2 separate regions of the Homo sapiens genome follow, and region 2 is linked to region 1. A link is a loop called in an ENCODE intact Hi-C map of the cell type or tissue named here. Cell type or tissue: dorsolateral prefrontal cortex. All regions are shown on one strand. Each heading gives the region's core, and the rest is flanking DNA. Links, peaks and the distances in the headings are about the cores only.

Region 1 (10,636 bases), core at 3,182-8,181:
ATTATTCACATAGAGACCAAGACAGGATTTCTCTGGGTATCTGTGGCAGTTGAGAAAGAAAAACTAACAACCTCCAACAGGTGCATTTTATTATTGGTAGAGACATCAGAACAGCAGAACTATCAATACAGTGCAACAGTTATTTATTTATTACTGCATTGGCTTAGCACAGGTCCCAGCAAAAGTAGATGCTCAAACAATCTTTGTCAAGCAGGCATTGGCTGTGCTTAGAATGGTAGGAGTGCTGGTGCTGCAGGGCTCCTTTCGGAGGCCTTAGAGCTTTCATCCCTTTACTGAGTTGGATACAAACCATTGGGACGTTTTAAAATTCTCTTTTCTGCCTCTTCTCCCTGTTCTTTCTCTTTCTGTCCTGCTGTGCTTATTCTCCACCCTTTACCCACCATCACACACATTAAAAAAAAAAATAGATGTAAGGGTAGCTCAGGAGACAGAGACAGATGTAGTTGTGTTCCTGAATAGGAAAATATTATTCCAGTTTTTTGTCCTCTTTCCTAAGCCCTGATTTTCACATAGTTATACCTGTCCTGCCATTTCCTGCTCAGGCATTCCGCCTAACCTCTCCCCTTGTATTTGACCCTTTTGTTGAAGCTGATGGGACAGAACTGCTATAAGCAAAGAGCAATGAATGGCTGACCGGAATCACGTAAGAGGGAATGAAACATCCATGTCTGTTTAACCATTGGTCCCTCTGTATTTAATGCTTGCTACAGCATTAAAAGCCAGCATTGAACGAATTGTAGTTCTTGCTCTCAGACTTTCAGTTAGGAAACTTTGACATTATTTTAATCCAAAGATTAAAATAATTATTATTTAAAACCCAAGAGGCAGGCTACGACTTACCTAATAGTTTAGAAACCACAGTGGAGAATTCTAGAATCCTGTCAATAATTAGAAAACCCTGCCTGCTCTGCCCCACCCCATTCCTATTGCAAACATGCTTACCAGGATCCAGCACATTTAGTAGAGTTCACCACTAGCAGAGCTATAAGCTTTGGGGATATTTCAGAGGACTGGGCGTGGGGTGTAGGTAGAGTAGTATAGTCTCACTCTTCAAAGCAGTAAAGCTGTGGGAGAAGGGGAGATCGTGGTGAAGTAAGAAAGAGGAAGTAGTGATGTACTTGACATTATTGATTTTTAATATCAAGGAAGTACTTGACATTATTGATTCTCAGGTAAAACAATTCCAAAAACTCCCCTAGAGGTAACTGGCCATAGCTATTGCTGCCACTATTTATGTATTCTTTTATTTAACTGACCAGCATCAAGTGTCAGTATAGTTACTTGGCTGATATCAGCCTTTCCTGTGTGGCAGTAACCTTAGTGAGGGTGGGGGCTCTTCATCAGTGTATCCTTGGTGCCTAGCACATTGCAGATGCTTAAAAGTTGTTGAACTGAGTTGAGGGAAGCTCCTGCCTTCAGAAACCTCATGGTCTACCAAAGCCACTATCTTGGTGAAATTGTGAGGTCCTTTCTGAAAACAATTCCCAGTACCCCTGAGGTTAAGACCCAAAGTAACCTCTCTGAAAATGTCCAAAAGCAAAGTAAGAGAAACCCCACAAACCTTTGGACATCTCACCCCTAGATGTTAACCCATTCCCCCAAGCCAAATACTGGGCCATTCCAGGCATGTGGAACCAGTAACAGTTTGCAAAGTCATAAGTCACTTGATAAGCCTTCTTATTCCCCAAATGATCTTTTCTAGCTCCTGAAGCTCCACATTGTCTTACTTTTTGTAGGCGTGAAAGTTTATCCTGAGGATCTTCCCTTCTCAGTAAATGTGGCTAAGAGATGTCTGGTATCCCTAGAGGAATTTTCTTGGTGCCCTGTAGGGCAGGAAAACCCCTTTTTGCTGTGTGGCAAGACTCAAGACCTAGTTCATTTTAAAACATTACAATTGTGTCAACTGTCATAAATGTGAGCAGTCGCAGCTTCAACCTCCACGTGCCAATGAGCAACAGTCGTTTGGAGAAGGGAGGAGATAAAAAAGGGAACGGAACTAAATTTCCAAATATGTACTGTAAGAATTTATGGAAATAAGAGAACCTTGTCATTTTCTTTTTTGGGGGAGAAAACTATATTTACCTTAGGAAGGGAGGGAGTTCTCTGAGGAAGAAGCCACAGCAGATTTTCCTCACAGACTTCCTTTCCCACGCAGCCTCCCACGTGGCGCTTACAGGGGTCCTTAAATCTGAAAAACCAAGGCAACCATTTTCTTAGCAACCAGGGAACCAATCAGAAACTCAGCCAAAACCACCTTGTCTAAAATAAAGCATCGCCATCCAGCTGGTTGGAAAAGGGAACGTAGGCTAATTTAAGGCAGCCATCTTGGTTTTGGTGAAATGTTAGGGAATTTTTTTTTTCCTTAAATGATTTGATAGTGTCAGCAGAATTGAACAGAGAGAGAGTAGCTGTTACAGCCAACCCTGTAGAATCAATACCTCACATTCTGACAGGTTTTCAAAGTTCACCTCTTAAAAAGCATCCTCTTAGCTCAGGGTCCTTGGAATTTTGTAATCCTGGCAGTTGTATTTCATGCTTAATTTGAGGAGAGCTTTGTTATGTAGGGCTTCATACCTAGATTGTTGTAACTGCCAGTTGAGTGTCTGTCTTTGATATCTGATAATTCTTTTGAATCTTTGCTTTGGAAATGACCTTTGAGATCGTCTAGTCCAGTGATTTTTCAGTCTGTGTGTATCAGAGTCCTGGGATTCTAGGGGAGTGCCTCAGGAGAGGAAGAAATCTATCCAAGTGGGCTCCTGCTTCATCTAGGGAAATTCCTGGTGTATTTCATGTATTGGGGGTCATGTGAGATCTTGTTTGACAATAACACTTTCTGTTTCTAAAAGAGACGGAGAAGATAAGACAAAGGAGAGAAAGAAAAAGGAAAGAAGATGATGACCCAGGGAGGGAAGGAGGAAGAAGCTGTAGAAAGAAAGAGAAAAGCAAAGGATGAGAGCAGGAAAGGGCAAAGGGGCAAGAAAGAAGGAGACAGGAGGAGACAGAACAAGGAAGGAAAGGTGAAAAGGGGAGAGGAGTGTGACTTGTATTTCTAACTCAACCATGAGCTGTAAACTTGTTAAGGGTGGAGACAGTAACTTGTACTTCTTTGAGAACATAGCAGATGTGTTTTACATGGTGGCTTGGTCGATGATGCTGGTCCTGCTAATGAAGATAATAATAATAGCAAACACTTCCATGGCACTTTCTATCTGCCAGGGTATTCTGGGGCACTTTGTATATATTTTAGCTCTTTAATTCTCACAGCAAATCAAAGTAACTTGTTCACGGTCCCACAGTTAGCAAGTGTCTGAGCTAGTATTTGAACTCAAATATGTCTGGCTTGAGTCCATACTTTTGATGGCTTCTCTGACAATAATTGAATAATATAGTGTATAATAGAATACCTACCATTTATTGAGGATTTACCCTGTGCCAGATACTATAGTGACTGCTTTACACCAGCATCTAATTTAGTCAAACTCATTCAGTCCTGTAACCTGTAAAGTAAATGCCTTGTTTTACAGCTGAGGCAGCTGAGCAGAGAAATCAGCTACCTTGCCTGGGATCACACAACTTGTAAGCATTCAAGCCAGTTGAGGCCAGGGAGTCAGACCTGAGAGGCCAAGCTCTTGACCTCTGTGCTCGACTCCCATAACTGATGGGTTGAGTTTCATTTATAACTAGATCATTATTAACAGGGAGGCAACTTGTGTGGATCATGCTTCCTCTCTACCTTAGAGAGAAGGAAAACACTTAGGAATGTCAGCGCTCAAAACAACCTTGATTCCATATTAATAACAGTGATAATGACTGAGAGTGAGTAGTGTGTCCCCCTGGTTTTCTTGCTGTGATTGAGGGGCCATCTTTGTTCTTACTTACTGTAGAACTGGAAGAGTCTCAGAGAAAGTGCCCGCCATGCTGGTATAAATTTGCCAACACTTTCCTCATCTGGGAGTGCCACCCCTACTGGATAAAACTGAAAGAGATTGTGAACTTGATAGTTATGGACCCTTTTGTGGATTTAGCCATCACCATCTGCATCGTCCTGAATACACTGTTTATGGCAATGGAGCACCATCCTATGACACCACAATTTGAACATGTCTTGGCTGTAGGAAATCTGGTAAGATGGAACACTGTCTCCCGATATTAGGATTGGAATGTGTTTTGCCTGTAGGATATCTTTTTCTGGTACTGAAAGCTGGAGTTTCTTTGAAAAGAAAGTAATAGTTAATTGGAAGACAAATGCTTCCACATATGCCAGGACACCAGCTGCTTTTCTGCTCACTGTTGTGATCCCTTTCCTCTTTCTGCAGAACTTTGAAGACGTCATTTAGGAGCTATTGGCAGAAAACCAATGTTGGCGACAGAATGGGAGGCCTGGTACAGTGGGTTGGTTTCAGCAGCCTGAGCCAAGTACTTCTGGTTTTTTTCCTCATTCTGTTTCTCACATTGATTCCTGCATTGCTCCAGCAAATCAGTTCCCCTTTCACCTTAAGTAACATCTACCACAAAATAGGGGAGCTCTTATAGTACACTACATGTAACTATGGATTTGCCTGCTCTGTCAGGCCTTAATTACCTAAATGGGGACTATTTATGGGAAAGTTTTCACTCAAGGCTGGTTTCCCCCTCCAATCCAACTTCTAGGCCATTAAAGTATGTAGTTTTAAAAAAAATAGATTACAAAGTGTGTATTCTGAAATTAAGTAGCTGTGATTTGAGGATTATGTGCTTTGTTTACTACAAAAATCAGGAGTTAATTGAATTTTGATAGATAGTAAAGAATTAGTGAGAAAGAATCCCCTAGGTCACCTGGGCCCCCTAATTCCTTAGGTGTTAACCACAGGCATGTCCAAATCTGGCTATTACCGTTTATTAATGATTTGAGCATGATTTCTGCCCAGTTTCTCTTATGTGTGCTCTCTCACTCTCTCTCTCCCTCTCTCACACACACACACACACCACACACCACACAGTTTTGACCTTAAGTCCTATTACTATACTATTAGAGCACTACAATATCATTTTCATTTCTCATTCTCAAAACACATGGCAAAGAGATCCTTTGTAGCCCATTGTGTTCCCTGGTATACATCCAAGATGATTCTGTGATCTTTCCAGTCTCCATGTCTGTGGTTGGTGACATGCTCCAGGCTCTCTGCAATGATGTAAACCCTTGTGTGCAGTCCAGTGGAATGCCCGGAGTCTTGAAATGGGACACTCCCACAGACTGTCCAAGAAGTCTGCTGACTGGCTCTGAAAGGTGCCTGTCAGTGGGCACATGCTGTGACTGGCTGACACAGTACCTTGGCCATCAAGCAGAATTTTAACCCTGTCAACAATATCATTTAGATATAAGCTTGATTTTAGTAGCCAAGAGTTAAGTAACAAGAAATATGTCTTGATAATTTTTATTGTTGATGTTGGTGGTTCTGTTTTCCCTGTAGAGTTTTGTTTTTCTCAAAATCTTTACTTTTCCTTACTTTTTACAGAACCAGTCTTTGATTTTCAAGGGATTTTGAGAGGCTTTTTCACCTATCCCCACTAGAACTCCAGTCAGACCAGGCTAGCAAATAATGTTATTTTTCCTTTCATGAAAATTTAGAGATTTAGGATGACATCTAAATTAGAATTGTAAGTATGCAGAAGACTTTGCTCAGAACCATCAGTAAAAAAAGAGGAAATAAGAGAAGGTCAACAGCTAATATTCAGGAACTCCATGAGACAAGCCAACCCAGAACCAAGTTCTAGAATAAGAAAGCTCTTAGGTGGCAAGGGTTTTCAAACGGCAAGTAAATGTACAATTAGCAGTGGGGAGGGAGCTTAGTATATAGTCCAGCATACTTTGTACTAGATGTGAGGGTAAAAGGAAAGAAATCAAGAATGGTGCCTCGATGTGGGGGTTTAATAACTGAGGGAAAAGTGGAATGACTGCAAAGGAACTGGCTTGACGTATAAAATCAAGAGTTCTGTTTTGGACATATTAAGTGTCTATTCACTGAGTGGAGATGCCAAATAAGGAAGTTGGGTACGTGCTGGACCTCATGAGTGTTTTCTGGACAATACCAGAAACTCAAAGATATACTTTGTTGCCAATCAACACGAGCGCTGAGATTGGCAGAAAGAACACAGAATTGGAAGTCAGAAGATTTGGGTTTTCATTCCTATTAGATATCGTATAACCTTAAATAAGTCATTGATTTCTGTCCAGAAATGTTTCACATCTGTAAAGTTAAGATAATACCATGCCATCACTGGTTGGGAAGATAAAATGAGAACCTATATGGAAGTCTTTGGGATAGCTAAAAGTATCTTATAAATCTTAGGAACTGTGTTAGTATAATTCAATAGGAGAATTTTCAAAGATTTGGAGAATTGGGTAGAGGCTTTGACTGAACCTGAGAATAAGAGGATGGAAAAAAAATGAGACTGACTTGTGAAATAAAGTATGACCTTGTCCTGTGGTTGGAATGTGAGGCTTTTCCTATAGCCCTAATTGTGAGTTAAGTTGTCTTTGTCTGTAGACATACAGAAAGATGTTTTTAAAGAAAGATGAGAACAGTCTTCTGCAAATTGAAGATCCCTGCCTCTTCTACCCTCCCCAAAAGAGAAAATAATAGTAGGAAGAACCTTAGAGATAATTCAATCCAATCCACATGTTTTATAGAGGAAATTGAAGCCCAGGGAAGCTGTGTGACTTATACAGCCTCTATGTTATGTAGTAGATAAATGTAATGATTCTTTTCCTGCCTTTTTTGCAACTAACTGAATACAATAGTAAGTTTATGAGGTGACTTTTTAAACATTCTGAATCTTACAGGAAAGTTTCAAGTACAGTACAAAAAACTTCTTTTTTTTTTTTTTTTACAATAAAAGCCTTATCACATAGCCTTATCACCCCCAAATGCTTATAGTGTGTATTTTTTATACACAAGTACATTCTCCTACATAACCATAGTATAACTGTCAAAACCAGGAAATTAACATTGATACATTACAATGTTGTGAAGTAAAGTATGACCTTGTCCTGTGGTTGGAATGTGAGGCTTTTCCTATAGCCCTGATTGTGAGTTAAGTTAAGGGTCTAATTCTCAGGCCCTATTCAAGTTTTGCCAGTGATCCCAGTGGTATCCTCTGTAACAAAAGGATGCAGTTTTAGGATTACCCCATTACATGTAGCTATCATATCTCTCTAATTTTCTTCAGCCTGGAGGAGTTCCTCAGTCTTTCCTTGACTTTCATGTCTTGACATTTTGAAGACTACAGGTCATTTGTTATGTAGAATTCCCTCAATGTGGGCTTGTCTGATGCTTCCTTATGATTAGATGCAGGTTCTGCATTTTGGTAGGAATATCAGATAAGTGAGACTATCTTCTTCACGTTGTATCTACCAGTTGGCATGTAGCTTCCATTTGTCCCACTACTGGTGACGTTCATTTAATCACTTGATTAAGGAGGTGTCTGCCAGGCTTTTCATCTGTGAAGTTACGCTTTTTCCATTTACAGTAAGTCCCCACTTAACATCCTCTATAGGTTCTAGATTTTTGGAAACTGTGACTTTAAGCTAAATGATATACTGTATAACAAAACCAGTTTTACCATAGGCCAGTTGATATAAACAAGAGTTAAGTTCCTATGGCATATAGTACATCATGTGGCTTAAAGTTGCTGTTTTCAAGAACCTATTGAGGACATTAAGTGAGGACTTACTGTATACTTAATAGGTATTTGTGAGGAAGACCATTTGAAACGATTTAAATTTCCTGTTCATTCAGATTTTGATTTCTTCCTTTATTTATATCAGTATGGATTAATGGTTTTCTATTTTATCTGAGTTACAATCCATTTGATGTTTAGACTTCCTCTGATGTGGCCAGTGGAAATTCCTTCAAGCTGGCTTCTGATCCCTTTCACATGTCTTCTTCACTTCCTGGCTTTCTGGTACCACAAGGTATTCCAGGATACTTTCGTGTTTTTCCAGCCCCAGGGCTGGAATCAGCCATTTCTCAAGAAGCCCTGAGTCTTTTAGTGGAAAAATGGCATTTAGAAGTAGAGATCTAGGCTGAGTATCAGCTGAGGCAGGAGGATCGCTTAAAGTTTGAGACCAGCCTTAGCAACACAATGAGACCCCATCTCTAAAACAAAATAGAAAACTAAAAAAAAAGGAAGAGGTGGAGATCTGAGATCTAGGTATGCATATTGCTATGGGAGCAGCATGCAGCCCCTCTTAGGACATGATGAGCTATTTATATTGAGCTAGCCGTGGATATTGCAAACCATGAGTTGATCCTGTCACTTCCAATTCTAATCCAACACTTCAAGATTCTTTCTAGTTTTCTCCCTTTCTGTATTTGTAACTCCTGCAACAATAAGAAACCTCGTTGCCACTATCTTTGGTATACTTATTTGATCAAAAAGCCACTGTTACCTTTTATAGCATGGGTACCCTCCTCACCCTGTATAGGCTCTGGGTGCCCCCCACCCCTTCAGCACCCGAGCCGTGTCCTCCATGTGGACACCTGCTCACACTCCTCAGCTTGGAACCCACACCAGTCCAACTCACACATGGTTTGCCCCACCCTGCTTAGACCCCGATGCCTCACAGTAGGCCTTCGCCTGCATGGACATCCTTCTCACCCCACACCAGACTCTCCCCTGACATAGAAGCTCTGTTTATCCTGCACAGACTCTTAACACCCCTCACCAGGCCACCCCTCGTCACCCTGCTCATGCTGCCATCTGTCTGTGTGAACACTCCTGGAAGTTCTCACCTGGCCCATTGACTTTATCCCAAACTAGGCGACATCCTCCTCACCCTGATGAGCTCTCACACCCTCACTGTCCACCTCCCTGTTTGGACACTTTCCTCACCCCACTCGGGATCTGACACCCCACATCAGGCCTTCCCCTACATGAGTCCCTCATCAGCTCACCTGGCTCTGGCACCCCTTGTGAGTCTTCCCCTGCAGGGAGTCCCTCCTCAGCCCACTCCGGGATCTTCTCCTGGAGATGCTATCTTTACCTTACTTAAGCTCTGACTCTCTCTGCTAAGTCCCCCACCCCCTCAAGTGTGGACGTCCTCCCACCACACTTGGGCCTCAACACCTATGTGGGGTAGCCACGCCTCATACCACTTCCAACTGCCCATCCTAGACTGTTGCCCAAAGCGGATGCCTCTCCTTGGCCCACAGGCTCAGACAGCCCATGCCAGCCTGCTGCCCTGCATGGACCTCCTCGCTCCCCTCCATGTCTGACTCTCCTTGCTGGGCCGTGCCCTTCCTGGGGTTCCAGCACTGGGCAGCAGCCTCCCTCTACCGGCATGCCCACCTACAGCCTTCAGGACTGAGTGGTTCAGGAGGAAGGGGATGGAAAGAAGAGCTAGGGTTTAATCTGACATATAAGTTTAAGTTCTCAGATTCTAAGCAAAAGCAAAAAAGCAGAAAGTTATTTTCCTCCTTCACCAAACATAAATGAATGTTATCATTTCTTAATTATAGGTTACCTAGATTTTCAGCTAAAAAGAATTCTTTTCAGATTTTTTCTTTCATCTGTGCTTCTATAGCCCCATATGGATACTTCTTTTTAAATACTTGTCACATGATTTTTAGTTATTGTTCTGTCCCCTCCTGGTTGGGTAACCAACCACCTTAATTTGCAGAGGCCTGAGGAAGCCCTTGCAGTTTTAAAACTGGGACAGTCCTTGTCAACAGGTACGAGTTGATCACCCTAACTGGAGATGCAGGATGCAGGACTTTCGGTGTGAAAAGTGGCAAACCAGGATGAGTTACTTACATTCTGGCGACTGAGTTCGTAAGGAACCATTATTTTTCATGGTCACATTTTTTTTTTCATGTCTCCATTGCAGTACACATAGAACTTTTAATCAAATTGAACTTGATTAACTTTGGGCGAGGATCTACTGCAGAACAGGAGCTGACAAGCCCTTTTCTGAGCACAAAGAGAGGAGCATGCCAGACGCTCGTCACTTTCAAATAAGGCTGAATTTTTTCTGCAAATGCAATGAGGGCTGAAGGAGGTGTGTGACTTCTCCCCAGACCCCATAGTGACGCCAAAGTGAAATATACCCCAATCTTAGGACTATATAGGCCTTACTTGTTGACCTGGCATTACAAGTTATCAGGCATATGACCACAGGCTAGTCCAAACTAGACTAGGCATGGCTCATGCCTGTCATCCCAGCTCTTTGGGAGGCCGAGGTGAGAGGATTACTTGAGCCTAGAATTTCAAAGCTGCAGTGAGCTATGATCATGCCACTACATTCCAGCCTGGGTGACAGAGCAAGACCCTATCTCAAAAAACAAAACACAACAAAACCCAAACTAGAAAGATATGATGACTGTGAATTCAGAGTATTTTATAGAGAATAGAGAACCATTGTTTTATAGAATATTCTGAGGAGATCAGGACTCCTTTATACTCTTAAATAAAAGTGCTATGTCTATTGATATTTATCATGTTTGAAATTAAAACTGAGAAAATTTCTAAACATTCATTTTGTAATTAAAGAATTACAATAATATAGCTAGGTGAGTCCCAGCTACTTGGGAGGCTGAGGCAGGAGCATGGCTTGAGGCCAGGAATTTGATGCCGA
Region 2 (8,501 bases), core at 327-5,326, 65 kb before region 1:
GGTGGCTTGAAACTTCCATGGCTGGTCGATATTTAACAGCATGTAGTCCCATGCTTCGAAGATTACTGTATCCTCCAAGTAGGATGAGGAAGCCAGCAGTGGCAACTTGGTGAATTGGTTTAGAAGCTTTTGCCACATTTTATTAACTCTTGAGAATTTAGCAACATGGTTGTGAAATCTGTAGTTTAGAAGCAACACACTTCTGAAACCTGAAAGTTTATAAGGAAATAAATAATTCACAGTGGACTTCTTCCTTTCTGTTGGATCAGAAGATGGAGTGTTTTTTCTCTTCTGGTTCCAAAAAGCATGAAGACAAATCCAGCTGTAATGAAGAAAAAAAAATCCAGCTGTAAGAAATATTTTCTCTTTTTAAAACTCCACTGGTAGAATAAAGATAGTGAATGCCATTAACAAGAGAGAGTGAATTAGTGGCAAGTGGGATATGGCTCCCAGGCTCTAATTGGCTCTAATTGTCTAATATGACAATTAGAGTTTGAGTAACTTGTGCTGACCTAAAATAGTTTAATTTTTCTCAGAGATAAGAACAGAAAGGCCTGAGAAAAATTCTGGATGGAAATGAAATGGCAGTATGGTTTGCTATCCATAAACATTCCTGGACACTTTCAGAATGGATTTTGCTCTATTACCTAGTCTTCAGAAGTGTGGTGGTGCAGATGTCCTTGAAATCTTTACCTAACACGCCGCAGCTGGTTTCCCACATTGGACATATTCAACACATATGGGCTGTATTGGCTGATGCCTTGCCCCCAAAGACAATTCAGCCCTTTAGAAGGACTAGGGAAGGCTGGGTATGATGGCTCAGGCCTGTAATCCTAGCACTTTAGAAGGCTGAGGATGTAGGATCACTTGAGCCCAGGGCTTCAAGACCAGCCTGGATGACATAGAGAGACCTTGTCTCTTAAAAAAGAACAACAACTATGGAAAAAAAGTGAACCATTGCATGTAGATTTTCAAATAACTAGCTATATAAGATAATTAACTTACCAATAAATGAATACCTAGTCATATAGATTTAATTGATTTTCTTATCTGACAACTTTGGTTGAGAAAGTGCAAAGGTATTATACTAAGTGCAAAAAACATTTAGAGGCTTAGTCTGTAGTTGAGCTGAAAAGTGGTTAGGGGAACATGTTTCATCCAAAGGGAGTAGAACAGTGACGGCCCTTTTGAAAGAAGGAGAATAGCTGTCCTTCCCCATCCATCCACAGTTCACAGTGGCATGCTGTGTTTATGGTGGTGACCACAGTTTTCATTGTCACCTTGCATTTTTCTCTTCTGTGCTTCATCTCCTTTCAGGTTATTGATTTAGATCTGATACCCAATGGAAATGTGTTTGTTTTTTGAGAAAACAAAAGGCAGGCCAGATTTTAATATTGCCCCTTGACTCTTCTCTACAGTATTTAGCATGATCATTATGTGCACTATTTTGACCAACTGTGTATTCATGACTTTTAGTAACCCTCCTGACTGGTCGAAGAATGTGGAGTAAGTAACTCATTTATGTGTGTGCTTGTTTGTTTTAAATATTTTTAGTCACTAAATCTTGCTTTGCCACAGTTTACCCATCAAGGAGAAAAAAAATTAGTTATTGCCTCTCTTTATTTCACAGAGAAGGCTGAAAGTACATGTGGAATTTAGGAAATAGCCCTCCCTAAAAGTCAACTCTAGAAATTACTGCCCTTCACTCCACCCTTTCCTGTGCCAGGCAGTGCCGTTGCCCTGCAGCCCCATCACCATCTTGTATCCTCAGTTCCTGGTGATACTGTTTTCTCCAATTTTAGGTTTCCCTGTTTTTTGACTTCTCTAAGGTTAAAAACAGCTCTGGGGGGCCTCCTTACCTTCTTCAAAATGATCATGTACTAGATAGCTGCAAAGTTAACTTCCTTGGAATACAGTTCAGGACCCAGTACAACATTCCAAAGGTCTTAGTTTGTGCATTTCAGTAAGTTTCATTCAAAGCATTTCTTTCTCCTCCTCACTTCCTTCCTGCTGCATTGGCTGTGCCCTTTCTGTTTTGTCTCTCTTAGTTGAAGCAACACTTCAGGCAAGTGCTAACTTAAAAGGTTCATTTAAAGTTTCTGTCCAGAAATTACCTCAAGCTATTCATTTCTTTGACAGGTACACGTTCACAGGGATTTATACATTTGAATCACTAGTGAAAATCATTGCAAGAGGTTTCTGCATAGATGGCTTTACCTTTTTACGGGACCCATGGAACTGGTTAGATTTCAGTGTCATCATGATGGCGTAAGTTCTCCCCTTACTTTATTGGTGTTCTGGGTGTGATTCTGTGTGTGGAGTTGTACTCCTGGGTCTGTTTGTAGGTGTGCATTTGTGGACACAGCTGTATGAGGAATTAATGGATAACCATGTAAGGCCCTGTGGGCTTATGTCTATGATTCTTGCTTGTGAGGGCCTCTTGTGGTTCAGGCGATGATAATGTGATTATGTGGGAGAAGGCAAGCAGAGGCTTTACAGCTGGGAGAGAAAGGAGGAGGTGATTTCCCATTGGCACTCTCTCGTATTTTATTCCTCCTTGTAACGATCACGGTTTGCACACCTATCATTACAAGGCCTCTGTGAAGACTTGAAATTTTTTAGTTGTAAACTTTCAGCTGAAAATTAGTTTCCTGGGTATGTCTTACCGTATGTAATTTAATAAGGCTGGCCAGGAGTTGCAGACTTCAGAGCACATTTTAGAGTCAAAACATGAGCCAAGGTACCCACACTGGCACTTCCTGAAGAGTTACTAACCAGAATTTCGAACTATTGCTCAAGATCAGTGTAACTCCACATTGGTATGTTACTGCTCTTGCTCATTTGTGTTGTTTTAGCAATAAAAATGTATCTTTGGGAAACTTAGCTGATGATAGAAGAGTTATAGCAGGCTTTAATATTTTTATTTCCAGGTTGGGAAAGCGTTTTGTGGTTTGAGAGTGTAGTGGGGGTGGTGTATAGGTTTTGCATGTATGCATGATGTGTAAGAAAGAGTGCATTTAAATATGTATTGATCTGAGCATCTGGTGGAAAGATGTATTTCAACTGTAAAATGTGAATAAATGATATGCATCGAATACTTGAAACTGAAACTGACTTTCTGTTATATAAAGGCAATGTCTTACTTTCTAGCATTATGAATACACATTAGTGTTCATTTAAAATTTTTAAGTGTCCTTGCTAGGCACAGAGCTTGTAATTAAAATGAGCACTTAACACAATATTTGCTCTGATCCCATGATTTGGATTTTCCTGAGCCCTGCTTTTGTATGTCACAGGCCAAAACTTCGTTTATAGACATGACTACAATCATATGATTACAACTCCTGATTAAGTCATATATACAGACATTTAGTCAATTTTGCCATTGTCAACTAGGGAGTTACTTTAATGTAGATTTGTTTTTGTGGGGCTCCTGCTGCAGAAATTTGTCTCCCTCTCTTAAGAAATTGTTCGCAAAACCTGGGAACATAAGTCTTTGATACCTCCTGGCCTTCCTTTTTACTAAAAAATGTGAATGGGCTGACAGTAAAGCCATTCTGATTGGGATCAGCACATTACTATGCTGATTAAAGGAGTAAATCCCAAAAACCTCCTTTCTAATATACTTTTGAATTCTTCTTGTCCAATTAAAAACAAATGTTCCTTAAATGTTTGTATTTTGAAGCTTTTCTTTTTCAAGGAAAAAAAATGAAACCATAGCTTGTATATAAGACCCTTTCTTCCCCCCATTCTCAAACCCTCGCCCAGTGGTACCATTACAAGTTAACTTTGGTTTGATTCTGCAGGTATATAACAGAGTTTGTAAACCTAGGCAATGTTTCAGCTCTACGCACTTTCAGGGTACTGAGGGCTTTGAAAACTATTTCGGTAATCCCAGGTAAGATGGTCCGGGGTTGGTGTTAGGTGTTGGGATAGGGCCCTGACGTGACGTATTGTACTTTTTGTTTTGTTGTGGTTTTGTTTTTTCCTTTGGTGTTTGTGTTTGTGTCTGTGTTTGTCACTTGTGTCTGTGTGTGACCTCCCTTACTACAGATATGTGACAGAGTTTGTGGACCTGGGCAATGTCTCAGCGCTGAGAACATTCAGGGTTCTCCGAGCTTTGAAAACTATCTCTGTAATTCCAGGTGAGAAAATTTGTACATAAGACTGACTTTGCCACATCTCCTCTTTCTCCTCCATTCGTTTTGTCCACCATTCTAAAGCAGCATCAGTACAGTTGATAATGGCCTTGCATTCTGCATGTTTTTCCTGGGAGACATTCTCTGGAATGGCCGTTGGGTCCTCAGGCAGTTTTCTCTGAGTGCTTGCCAGGCATGCAGCCCCCATTCCATCCATGCTATTGAAAAAGCACGTGCTTAAGAATCACTTGGATCTCACCATATTTGAAAAAATTGTCACAGAGCTAGCTGTCTCTTTGTATATAAATCATTTGCTTCCTGGCTCCATGGAATTACAGTAATTTTGACATTTGCCATCATTTCATTGCTTGTGATTTCTAGGCTTCCTATCGCATGGTTTGCTGATGGGACGTTATTCAAAGAATTATACATTTACTATTACTATATTAATGAAATTTTTTAATCACAGAAGAGATCTACCCAGTTAACTAATCCAGTATCAGAGACAAATTTAAGAGACTTGGAGTTAGTGAACTGCACTTAAATAATCACTGTCTATCATGTTCTACTGCTGTCTGTCTCACTAGAATAAGAACCAGTAGACATCTACTGTACATATTCAGGGTTCATTCTCAGACATAAATCCCAATGAAAGCTTATGCAGGCACTGTTAAAAAAAAATCAAAGGTAAGATAAGATACAACTAAAGGTATGGGCAACAAAAAGTATAGAAGTTTGAGGGGGAAAAACAGAATCAGTAGGTGAGTTGAGAGTTAGTTGATTGACAACCTCTTTAAAATTTGTGCCTTTTTCTTTTTGGTTCTGGTTGAGCTAGCCCAGTGGTTCTTAACCTTTTGAAGGTTTTGGATCCCTTTGAGAATCAGATGAAAGTTCACAGACCCCCCCCGAAGCCCATCCATGGACCCCAGGTTAAGATTCCTTAATTTAATTTAAATCATTGCTACTGGGTAATACTTATCTTTCTAAAGACCAGTCTTGAAATCTTAAAGGAAAGATATTTTAGTTAGTATTGTGAGCCTAAGATATACTGGCAGTAACTTGGCAGAGGTGAAGACTGTGTTGTTGCTCTTTGGACTTTAGTTGTGGTCATGGGTTTTCAAGGAAGACTCCGTAGAGACCAGGCTTTCCACAGCAGTTTCGTAGAAATAGGAATGTGGAGAAAGAACAGAGGCATCCTATTCTTATCCTATTCCTATTACGTGGCTCTTCCCCTTGTGGCTGACTCAGAAATATCTCTCTTTTTAAAATTTATTTTTATTTTCTAGAGACAGGGTCTCACTCTGTTGCCCAGGCTGGAGTGGTACGATGATGGCTCACTGCAGCCTTGACTTCCAGGGCCCAAGTGATCCTTCCTTCTCAGCCTTCCAAGTAGCTGAGACCACAGGTGCATGCCATCACACCCAGCTCATTTTTAAAAAAAAATTTTTTTGTAGAGACAGGGTCTCCCTATGTGTTGCCCAGGCTGGCTGCCAACTCCTGGGCTCAAGCAATCTTCCTGCATCAGCCTCCCAAAGTGCTGGGATTACAGGCGTGAACCACTGCATCTGGCCCAGAAATATTTCTTTTTCCCCTTTTTAACATTATCTCAATAGCAGATAGAGAGGGAAGCACAAAGATAGAATCCTGGAGAGGGCAGACTGGAATGTGGTTTACTGAGAACCTCAAAGAAGGTAAATTCATCTTCACCACTTACAAATTTGGGCCATGGAGTTGGCCAGTAAATCAGTGCCCTACCAAAGATGAATTCCTATATTTTTAGCGATGGTAGCTGACTCCCTATCAACCAAAGGCTGGGTGTCAGTTGGAGTATATACTTCTTGGCAAAAAACTACAACCTTAACTTACCAAGATTTAGTTCCTAGCCATTTTAAATCTGCTTAACAGAAAGCTCAGCTCATTCTCCAGACAGCCTCAGATAGCTCATTGATGGTGGCCTAATCTTTAGGCAAGCCCTGTCTTATTTTTTGAGGCATCTGGAATGCCACATCTTTACTTTCCTTTTTCCTATGGTGTCTCTCCTCCTCTGGCCCCTTTTAAATATGATCTTGTGTTTTCTGCTCACTTCCCTCAGCGTACTCTGCAAGGCATCTGTCTCTTTATGTTCCTGTGATCTCAAAACTTCTCTCCCAGAATTAAATTGGAAAGCTGTATTCTATTCACTAACTAGGGCAGCAGATGCTGTCTCTAGTCTAGCTCATAGCTTCTGTCTCTGTCTCTGCTATATGGTTAACTTTTGACCATGGCATTTCTGCAAGATAACTCTTGATTGGTGTCACGTTATTTATTCTTTGTATATATCCTTAATATGTCATGTTATTTATCCTTTATATATATATATATATCTGGAATATATGCAGTATCTAACACAGTGGTGCCTGGCCCATAGTAGTGCTCCATAAATGATTGTAGTAGCAGCACTTATGATTATAAAGAAACCTAAGCCAATAGAAAGGGTTTGTATCAAGATTTAGACATCAGCTTCACAGTTTGAAATAGAGTCCCAGATTCCTATTTCTAGAAGCACCCCCAATTGAGCTGGCTTTGGGAGGCTAACTGGGGTGGAAAATAACATTAAGGGATAGTAAAGCGAATAATAGATCACTGTCAGTAAATGGTATATTTGGTTCTTGAATTAAAAGTGTGGCTCTCAGTCTCAATCTTTTTGCTCCCGATTCTATGTTTTAGAGTTAGCAAGAGAAATCCAGTAATGAAGTTTCCCTCATGGGAAGTTTTCTCTCATCCCATGGGAAATTCTGAAATTGCTGATTATGCTTTCTCCCATAGAGGGCTGTTGTGCTATTCCTACCTGCCTGCTATGCAGTCTCCTTCCAAGGCGGGAGCACCAGTGTATGAGTCAGTGGATCTGGGCCATCTCTTGCTTGGAAGTATGTCATTTTGATTCTTGTGTGGTAGAGCTGGCCCATGATTCCCCCTTAGTAAAAACCATTGTTCTGTATACCAAGTTTTCTCGTGGATCACTTCAGTGGAATTGTTGTTCTCTTTGTCTTCTCCTCTTCCCAGTTTGGTTATAGACTACTGCCAAGGGTGCCAAAAATAGAATGTAAGTGAGAGCAACCACTGACCTGGAGCCTGCAAGGTCTCACAAAGCTCCCTGTGTATCAACTTCCTTTATGAGAGCTTTTCCTTTCCTAGAGCACTCACCCACCCCCAACCTGGGCTGATACTGTCCTTCCTCTTTGTGTCTTTGGTAGATATTCTGAGTATGTCAGGGCCGCCAGGACTCCTGAAGATTGGACAGTAAGGTGCATCAGTTAGCTCTGCCCTTTTCTGTAAGAAATGCTTTGCTTTACAGCTTTCTTGTAGCTCAGAAAAGACCAAACCCACCTTCTGACCCTTTTTACTTTACTTGACTTGGATACATACTATTTATGCTTTCCGTTTTGCTCCAGAGGCAGCAACTTGGAGAACAGTGTACACAAGGTCTGTGCTAAAAGGGTCGGTTATAGAGGAGACCCTTTCTAAATTTTCTTTAGTCTGGAATTTGTCAGGTTCACCTTGACATTGAAATATTCTGCCTAAAAGTTTATATGTCTTAAAACTTTGTTTTCACTTTGTATTTGTCTGAGTCCCGCATAAAGTGAACTTCTAAGTGACTCTGTCAGAAGTTTTGTCCTCTGCATGCTTTGATCATGTGCCACAGGGCTGACATGCCCAAAGAAAGGGTGGGAATCTCGAAAGAGTTTCTCAGGTTCTTCTTAGCAGCATTTAATAGTATAAGTACTAATAGAACTGGTTGAGAGAAACTCACTTGTCAGTTTCTTTTCATTTCTGTCATTTAAATGGCTCCCCCAAAGCACTGCTTATCTGCTGCTCATTAGCACTTATTTAATTTCATTCCACCTTCTTTAGAATTGTACTTTCTTGATTATTTTTCTCTTGGCAATTTTATTTCTCAGCTTTCATTTCTGTTACTTTCACTCCTAACCAGTGGGATCAGACAGGAAGCAGGGAAAATGATAGGCCTTTCTTTTTCCCATCCCAGTATTCACAAAGAAAGCATTTTCTTTAAACGTATACTTTGTGAATGTGGCAATTTCTGCTGCATAATGATGGGAGATATAAACGGTTTTAAGACTATATCCTGACTCATTGTCTCTTTTAAACTATTCTGGTTATTCTCTTGCCTTTGTATTTCTCCTTTTCCCACATTGCTTCTTAGGAAAGATAAAGTTTAACAGTGGTCCTAAGTGAAAAAACACTAAATGCTCACAGGATCCCACTGACCCATCTTTGAGAGCTAGTTTAGTTTTGGTCACACTTTGTGATGTGAATCAGGTCTCGAGTAAATAAATCTAGAGTCCCCCAATCTCTTTCAAATTA

What was found. Hi-C counts contacts between places; a loop is a spot of excess contacts. Peaks named below come from ENCODE experiments on the same cell type or tissue, not always from the same donor. Only the 100,000 strongest peaks of a DNase experiment are listed, where the experiment ranks them.
Region 2: a loop joins it to region 1, with 2.7 times the contacts of the local background. A loop is called at or near these places in 2 of 110 quality-filtered maps.

What each region holds. Positions count from the first base shown.
Region 1 is chr12:51,747,450-51,758,085 of GRCh38, forward strand. It overlaps SCN8A (sodium voltage-gated channel alpha subunit 8), which reads left to right. Exons shown (of 27, transcript NM_001330260.2): 14 at 3,906-4,144. Among named protein-coding and RNA genes, the nearest start is that of TMDD1, 62 kb to the right of the region's middle. In dorsolateral prefrontal cortex, for the core only: no CTCF peak of the experiment used is centred there; DNase peaks (open chromatin) are centred at 4,352 and 5,262; H3K4me3 peaks cover 526 bases; H3K27ac peaks cover 3,439 bases.
Region 2 is chr12:51,684,952-51,693,452 of GRCh38, forward strand. SCN8A (sodium voltage-gated channel alpha subunit 8) reads left to right here. Exons shown (of 27, transcript NM_001330260.2): 4 at 1,417-1,506; 5 at 2,140-2,268; 6 at 4,054-4,145. Among named protein-coding and RNA genes, the nearest start is that of SCN8A, 98 kb to the left of the region's middle. In dorsolateral prefrontal cortex, for the core only: no CTCF peak of the experiment used is centred there; no DNase peak of the experiment used is centred there; H3K27ac peaks cover 596 bases.